Regions from separate parts of the Homo sapiens genome. Here region 2 is linked to region 1. A link is an interaction called in ENCODE POLR2A ChIA-PET data of the cell type or tissue named here. Cell type or tissue: PC-9. All regions are shown on one strand. Each heading gives the region's core, and the rest is flanking DNA. Links, peaks and the distances in the headings are about the cores only. Region 1 has its middle 15 kb from the start of TSPAN3. Region 2 overlaps PEAK1 (pseudopodium enriched atypical kinase 1).

Region 1 (4,244 bases), core at 1-4,000:
GGTTGGTCGGTCGGTCGGTGCCTCTGCGCCTCTGCCAGCGGGCTCTGCATTTGCATCCGTCCCGGCTTCTCTCCGATCACTCAGGCTTGCCACCTACCCAGTCGGCTTTGCTCAGACTGGATTGGCTCTCCCGGATCAGGTGTGACCCAATCAGCTGTGGCCATGGGGACGTGGTTACTCTGGGCTCTCAGGGCTGCTTGGCACCCGTCTCCCTCTTCCTGGGTTGTGGGTGGAGACAGTTTCAGAGTAGAGGAGTCTACTCTGGAAGTAGAGGAGTCTACTCAGGAAGACAATCATAGGATTGCTTGGTCCAGGCTGTTGCTGGATGGGTCACTCAAAGGTCGGGGTAAAAGTCCAGCCTGCAATGGGGACCCCTAGACACGAGGGAGCAGATGGAAGGTTCTCGGGTGCCTGAAGGAGAGAGGCAAACCAGACGGCTGAGTAAGGCATCCGTCCCAACTTGCTGTATGACCTGGCTTCTCCTCTTGGCCTCGGTTTCTCATTTGTGGAAAGGGGATTGGGCTGGATGATACTCCGAGGTCCCGTCCATCTCTAAAGCGGGAGAAGCAAAGTTCAGCAAAAAAGCATTGAATTAGGAGTCCGGAGACCTGACTTCAGGTGCCTCTTCCTCGACTCCTAATCAGACCACGTGACCTCCATGAGCCTCTGTTTCCTCCACCAGAGCATGGGGATAACACTCCCTGCACACTGCCATGAGAGTTAAATAAACTCCTGTGCACCAAACGTCCTGTCGACTGTCCTGTGGGTGCAGATGGGTGAACACAAAGGCCATCACCTCTATGAAATGGGGATGTGACTCCTTCCCTGCCCCCTGTCAGGATGACTATGGGCTCAGATGAGGCAGTAGGACCCTGGTGGAGGGATTGAGCGCCGGACTGGGACACCAGAGAGCTGGGCTCTGTCATTTGCCAACTGTGTGACCCTGGCCTAGGGTTCTTCCTCTCTGGGCCTGCACTTTTTCTCCGTGAAGTGGGAATGACAAGGCCTGCCTGACAGGGTTGTAGCAAGAAAATAAGAAGGTGAGTGTGAGGGTTGTTGTGTGAACTGTGGAGAGTTTGTGGTGACAGGAATGATGAATGCGACTGTTCCCTGGTTCCCCAGTTCCCACTCTGGCAGCCCAAGCCAAAGGAGGATAAAGTGTGATGTTAATTAAGCTCAATGACATCCCCCTCCAAAGCCCTGGGAGGGGTACTAGCAATGTATTTACATGGTCCTAACGTTTCTGTAAAACCTATAGGAGTAAAACGTTTTGACTACAATCATTGAAGATCACGGTCTCTTCCACTCCAACTTCTGTGTCATATTTCCACACATGTTGGATGGTTTGGAATGGCCATGGCATTTTGGGGATCTGGCTAAAGGGAAGTTGAGTTAAAGACATATTTGTTTGGCTTAGTGGGATCTATTTACGTGGCTTACAGTGTAAAGTTATTACTAGCCATTCTGGTTTAGGAATGGTTTCCAGGAATACTCCTCCTGTCCACCAATACTCACCATGCTGACTCACCCGTCATTGTGACATGATGGTGCAGGGCCAGATGCCACATTGAAATATGAATGTCAGCTCCCACCACTGGCAGTTTGTGGAAGAGAAACAAAGTTTGAAATGTACAAATCCAGAAGTTAGTCTGTAGAAAATTCTTACACTATCAGAACATGGGACTCATTTCTCATGCCCAGTCAAAATGAAAGTTCTCTCTTGTCAAGAATATATGCAATAATGTAGCATACACCATGACACATGTGCCACACATTAGTTTCTCTTTAATGAGATTCATGCAAAATAAAATTGATCAGAATTCCATTGTTAGGCCAGGCACAGTGGCTCATGCCTGTAATCCCAGCACTTTGGGAGGCCAAGGTGGGAGGATCACTTGAGCCCAGGAGTTTGAGACCAGCTTGGGCAACATGGTGAAACCCTCTCTCTACAAAAAATACAAAAATTAGCCAGGTGTGGTGGTGCATGCCTGTGGTCCCAGCTATGTGGGAAGCTGAGGTAGGAGGATCGCTTGAGCCTGACCGTCAAGGCTGTGGTGAGCCATGATAGCACCACTGCACTCCAGTCTGGACAACAGAGAGAGTGCCTGTCTCAAAAAAAAAAAAAAAAGAAAAGAAGAAAAAAAAAATCACTGCTTATAGTGAGTGCTTGAGTGTTACAGCAGTTCTACAAGCAACAAGTACTTTTGTGTGTGAAGATAGATGTTTTATGCACTCCAGTATATGGAATCACATCTTGGTGCAACTGATGGATCTTGTCCTGATAAGGTCTGGCAGTTCCGGATGAAATGGCACATGAAATTGCCACCAACACAGCAAGACAGCCTGAAGAAACAAGTGTTCCTGTGACAAAACTCCTACATGTGCTCATCAATAAGTACAGTGTATGTGACATAAGAGTAATTTTATTACACAATTATGTAGCTCAAAGCAATGTAGTAGCAATTTAAGAATGCATCTGAATTGCTCTCCTTAACGAGCACCATCAATTCAGAGTATTTAAGATTGGTCCGCAACACAAGAAAACTTGAAAACCCTGAAATCTTACAGCTCATTTATAAAAGAAATTTGATAAAGGTTTCCCTCAACTTGACAACAATCCTAAAAATGTACACGACTTTACCAGTAAGTCATGAAGCCAAAATAGATTTTTGTAAACTATCACTAATAAAATAACAAATTAGTCAACCATACCACGGCAAGCAGTGAATTATCTTTCCATTCTCTTAATAGAAAATGGCAGCACGAAAGTACTGTCATATGAAAAAGCAGCCAAAAGATATGTAGCAAAAATGAAGGGAAAAAAGATATTATAAATGTTTATTAAGCACTGAATAAAAAATATACTGCTATTGGGGGGATTTTATAATATTTGTAGTGTCAACTTTTCTGATTTGTAGGTTGTTTTATTTTCTCATTTCAAGTAACTATTCATGTCTGTACCTAATAGTGTCTTTTTTTATTATTTTTTTTATTTTTTTAGACAGGATCTCACTCTGTCGCCCAGGCTGGAGTGCAGTGATGTGATCTCAGCTCACTGCAACCTCGGTCTCCCAGGGTTCAAGCACGATTCTTGTGCCTCAGGCTCCCAAGTAGCTGGGATTACAGGCATGCACCACCACGCCCAGCTAATTTTTGTATTTTTAGTAGTGACAGGGTTTCACCATGTTGACCAGGTTGGTCTCAAACTCCTGGCCTCAAATGATCCACCTGCCCGACCTCCCAAAGTGCTGGGATTAGAGGCGTTTGAGCCACCGTGCCCAGCTGTTAATTTTGTCTTTATGATTTTTATTATTTTCCTTAAGGAAGGCCTCCAAATTGTACAAAGTTAGGGACCACAAAACTTGCATCTGCTGTGGCCTGAGGGGCTGCAGTGATTCACACTCCACAAGAGACCCTTCCAATACCCCAGGCCCTCCTGCTCTCTCCTTTGGCTCCAGTGGGTGAGACACCCCCATCTCTTACCAGAGTGCACTGCAGCTGGCACTGCCATGGATCTGAGCCATGCCCAGCCCCAGGCCCCTGCACAGGGGACAGCAGCAGGCACCTCCCCGGAGGAATGAGCCTGGCCTTGGGAGGTCCCACCCTCCTGCACACTTCTGCAACCAGGCTTCCTAACACTGGCCTCGCTGCTCTCACACCTTCTCTGGCTGCTCAGCTCCTCCAAGACAAAACAGTTGGGCATTTAAGGCCTTTCTGGGTCTGGTTTTATTTTACATTGAAAATAGTTTTTTTTGTTTTTTTTGGTTTTGTTTTTTGGAGACACAGTTTTGCTCTTGTTGCCTAGGCTGGAGTGCAATGGTGTGACCTCAGCTCACTGCAACCTCTGCCTCCCGAGTTCCAGCGATTCTCCTGCCTCAGCCTTTCGAGTAGCTGGGATTACAGGTGCATGCCACCATGCCCGGCTAATTTTTGTATTTTTAGTAGAGATGGGGTTTCTTCATGTTGGCCAGGCTGGTCTCAAACTCCTGACCTCAGGTGATCCACCCGGCTCAGCCTCCCAGAATGCTGGGATTACAGGTGTGAGCTACCGTGCCTGGCCCAAAATAGGTTTTAAAAATTAGATTTTCTTTCAGAATAAATCTGATAAACAAGAAAGCAATCTTGTATCTGGCCACCACAGTAAATTCTTGACTTTTAAAAATATTGACACATAGTAATTGTACATATTTGTGGGGTACAGTGTGATGTTTCCATACACGCACACATTGTGTGATGACCAAATC
Region 2 (4,537 bases), core at 291-4,290, 110 kb after region 1:
TCACTGAATAACAGCCTAAATATGATTACTTTCAGAGAAACTGAGAGGTTATAATAGAAAATGTGATTTTTTGGTATACTTTAAAAATTAAAAACAATATACTTTAACCTTCTAAGACAGCTTAATTAATTAATTAATTAACTAATTTACAGACAGGGTCTCACTCTGTCACTCAGGCTGGAGTGCAATGGTGCGATCATGGCTCACTGCAGCCTCGACCTCCCCAGGGTCAGGTGATCCTCTCACCTCAGCCTCCTGAGTAGCTGGGACTACAGGTGTCTGCCACTATGCCTGGCTAATTTTTTTTTTTTTTTTTAAGATACAGGGTTTTGTCACATTTCCCAGGCTGGTCTCAAACTCCTGGGCTCAAGTGATCCACCTGCCTTGGCCTCCCATAGTGCCGGGATTACAGGCATGAGCCACCACACCCAGACTAAAACAGCTTGGAAGACAGAATTTTGAGACATTTGTGCTTGTTTCTGATACATGGCAATAGATATTGCTTAAAATGAGAATATCACCCAAAAGAATGCTTAGGGAAGGATAGCCAATGACAGAAACAACAAAATTTGTAGTTACCAGAAAAGCCTCCTTCATGACAAAGGCCATTTTATTACTTTCCTTGGGATCTTGCCTAAAAACAAGAGGTGAAATTTATATATTATCCAAACAGAATTTAATTAATTTGGACATAATTGAAAGTCCAAAATAGCAAGAACATATTCATCAAGAGGTTTCTATGCAATGATTAAATAATCTTTTGAAAGTTTCTGTTACTTTGGTCTAATAATTTTTGATAGATTTCTGTTATTTTTAAATTTTTGGTTCTACCTTTACCTTTTTTCTACCTTAATAATATTTTGATACAGCATCTAGCAGAGAAGTAGGTTTTTATAAGAGTCTTGTGTTCTGAGATAAGACAAAACCCAGGAAAACAAGACATCAAAACCAAGTGTAATTCCTAGCCCAAACATTTAAAAGAAACCATGTTAGGGAACTAAGAACTCTGACTAACTGAAAGGAAAGCAATGATTTATAATAATCTAAGTAGACCACGACAATTTTCAGACTACAGTTGACCCTTGAACAACATGGGTTTGAACTGCGCAGTTCAACTTACATATGGATTTTTTCAATAAATATATTGGAAAATTTTATGGTGATTTGTGACAATTTGATAAAACTCGCAGACAAACCATGTAACCTAGAAATATTAAAAAAATTATGAAAAAGATAGGTATGTCATGAATACATAAAATATATGGATAGTATATTTTATCATTTACTATCATAGAGTATATACAAATCTATTATAAAAAGTTAAAATTTATCAAAACTTAAATGAGAGAAATGTAAACAAATGTAAAGATGTAGTATTAAATAACTGCATAAGTATATGAATAACCACATATTATAATACATACTATACTACTGTAATAATTTTGTAGCCACCTTCTGTTGCTACTGAGGTACACTCAAGTATTCTATCTGCTTAAAAGGCCATGCGATGCTAATCATCTCCACATGAACAGTTCATCTCTCCAATAAATTGTGTATTATAGTAAAAAGTGATTTCTTGAGGTTCTTGTGTATTTATCATATCATGTTTATTTTTAGTGCAATGCTGTAAACCTTAAATAACACATAGGACCCATATGAAATGCCACCAGTGATGCTGGAGGTGCTCCCAAGAAGCAGAGAAAAGTTATGACACTTTAAGAAAAAGCTGAATTGCTTGTTATGTACTGTAGTTTGAGGTCTGTAGCTTTAACTGCCCACCATTGCAAGATAAATGAATCTAGCCTAAGGACCAGTATAAAAAACAGAAAATGAAGTTCATGAGCCATCAATGCAGCAAGGCTAGCAGGCATGAAAATCTTGCATTTTTTGAGAAATACCTTTTTGTATCATATTGAAAACAGCATTTGTATGGGTGCAGGATTGCTATAAGAAAGGTATACTTAGAGACTGTAATATTATTCAAGAAAAAGTGAGGTCATTATATGACAACTTAAAGCAAAGGGAAAGTGAAGGAGCTAGAGAATTTAATGTCAGCAAAGGATGGTTTGATAATTCTAGAAAAAGATTTGGCTTAAAAAATGTCAAGATAACAGGAGAAGCAGCTTCTGCCAACCAAGAGGCAGCAGATAAATTCCTAGATGCTATTAAGAAAATCATTGAGGAAGGATATCTGCCTGAGCAGGCTTTTAGTGCAAATGAAGTGCCCTATTTTGTGGGGGGAAAAAGCCACCAAGGACATTTATTTCATCTATTTGTATGGAAGAGAAGTAAGCACCAGGATTTAAGGCAGGAAGGGATAGGCTAACTCGACTGTTTTGCACAAATGTGGTCAGATTTATGATTGGGACTATCCCTATCTATAAAGCTAGTAATCCCCAAGTCTTGAAGAGAAATGATAAGCCCCAGCTGCCACTCTTGTTTATACAGCAAGAAGGTCTGAATGAGAACCCTTTTTCCAGATTGGTTCCATCAATGCTTTGTTCCTGAAGTCAGAAAGTACTTTGCCAGTAAGAGACTGCCTTTTAAAGTTCATTTGGTATTAGGCAATGTCCCTGGCCACCCAGAATACCATGAGTTCAACACTGTAGATATCGAAGTGGTCTACTTGCCATCAAACACAATGTCTCTAATTCAGCCTCTAGATCGGGGGCCATAGGACCTTTAAGGCTTATACAAAGTTCCATGTGGAAAGGACTGCCAACATTGTGAAAGAGAGCTCTGATAGAGAGAACACCATGAAAGCCTGGAAGGATTAAACTGTTGAAGATGACATTGTTGTTACAGAAAAAGTTGTGAAAGCCATCAAGCCCCAAACAATAAATTCCTCTGGAAAACTCTGTGTCCACATGTTGTACATGACTTCAAGGGATTTATGACAGAGTTAATCAAAGAAATCATGACAGAGACTGCGGATATGGCAAAAATAGTGTAGGGTGTGTGTGTGTAAAAGGTGTCGAGATATGGCTCTTGGAGACACTGAAGAGCTAATATACCTCACATCAGAAGAATTTACGGAAGATGACTTGATGGAGATGACTGCTTCCAAACCAGCGCCAGACAATGAAGATGAAGATGTAGAAGAAGCAGTGCCAGAAAACAGATTGAGGTTAGACAATCCAGTAGAAGGATTCTGACGATTCAAGACTGCTATTGACTTCTTTTACAACATGGACCCTTCTCTATGATACAGGCACTAAACTAAAGCAAACAATGGAAGAAAGATTGGTACTGTATGGAAACATTTTTAGAGAAATAAAATAGCAAAAAAATTCAGACAAATTACAATATATTTCCATAAAGTTACATCAAGTGGGCCTATCTTTCCTGCCTATTTCCACCTGTTCAGTCTCTTCTGCCTCTGTCACCCTTGAGATAGCAAAACCAACCCTTCTTCTTCCTCCTCCTCGGACTACTCAACGTGAAGACAAGATGAAGGCCTTTATGATGATCCACTTTCACTTAGTCAATAGTAAATATATTCTCTTCCTTATGATTTTCTTAATAGCATTTTTTCTCCAGCTTACTTTATTGTAAGAATATAGTATATCGTACATATAGAATACAAAATAAGTGTTAATCAACTGTTTATATTATTGATAAGGCTTATGGTCAACAGTGGTCAGGTTTTTGAGGAGTCAAAAGTTATATGCAGATTTTTGACTGTGTGTGGGGTCAGCATCCCAACCTCTACATTGTTCAAGGGTCAACTGTACATTCTAAAATTCACTACTCAATGTATGGTCTGTAGCCCCAGACCTACTGAATCATAATCTACATTTTTACAAGATGCCCAGGTACTTTATAAACATATTAAAGTTTAAGAAGCACTCTACTGAAAACCACCAAGTTTTATCAAACTGTGAATATAGCATAGTAGATTCACATTTTACAGTTTAAAAGTCCCCTCAATTTGAAAACCATATTCAATATCTAAAAGGCTTTTGTTTATTTATTTTGAAAATCTACTCATTTCAGAACTACTGACAACAAAATTAGAGGAGGAGATAAACTGAATAAAGGGCATATTCAATAGAAACTTTAATGTTAGCAGGTGATTGTTTCATGTTTGAAAGATCTTCCATTAGGGTCAAACGTGCTTCATGTCATTCTGCTTGGTAGGGAAATGGTTAAATTTCTTCTTTCTTTCTATATTTTTCCTTCTAACTAATTTTAGGTAGTACATATACATATAGACTCATACTTTACCATAACTTACCTCTGGAGTAAAATATATTATTTAAAAAATTTCTTCATATACTGTGATGTGAGCTCTTTATCAACTATGTAGATGCTACCAAATGTTTTAGCATTTCTCCTCAGATTTACATGTCATACACTAAATGCATCAAGTTGAGTTCAAGCAACTCAAGACTAATGTTATTGATTTCAGGGAACAGATTAGTAAAAAGGGGTTCTACCACTCCATGTCTTTCCAACTTTAAGACATATATCAACCCTTAGTTTTACTGTATAAATTGATAAGCCTTTGTGTCTTTTTTTTTTTTTTTTTTTTTTT

Evidence for each region. ChIA-PET counts read pairs that join two places held together with the same protein. Peaks named below come from ENCODE experiments on the same cell type or tissue, not always from the same donor. Only the 100,000 strongest peaks of a DNase experiment are listed, where the experiment ranks them.
Region 2: POLR2A ChIA-PET joins it to region 1 with 5 read pairs; 3 of 35 experiments call an interaction of 5 or more read pairs at or near these places.

Annotation. Positions count from the first base shown.
Region 1 is chr15:77,083,882-77,088,125 of GRCh38, forward strand. No RefSeq gene overlaps it. Among named protein-coding and RNA genes, the nearest start is that of TSPAN3, 15 kb to the left of the region's middle. RefSeq lists enhancers at 96-596, 248-297. In PC-9, for the core only: no CTCF peak of the experiment used is centred there; a DNase peak (open chromatin) is centred at 1,510.
Region 2 is chr15:77,196,719-77,201,255 of GRCh38, forward strand. All of the region lies in intron 6 of PEAK1 (pseudopodium enriched atypical kinase 1), which reads right to left. Among named protein-coding and RNA genes, the nearest start is that of LINC00597, 26 kb to the right of the region's middle. In PC-9, for the core only: no CTCF peak of the experiment used is centred there; no DNase peak of the experiment used is centred there.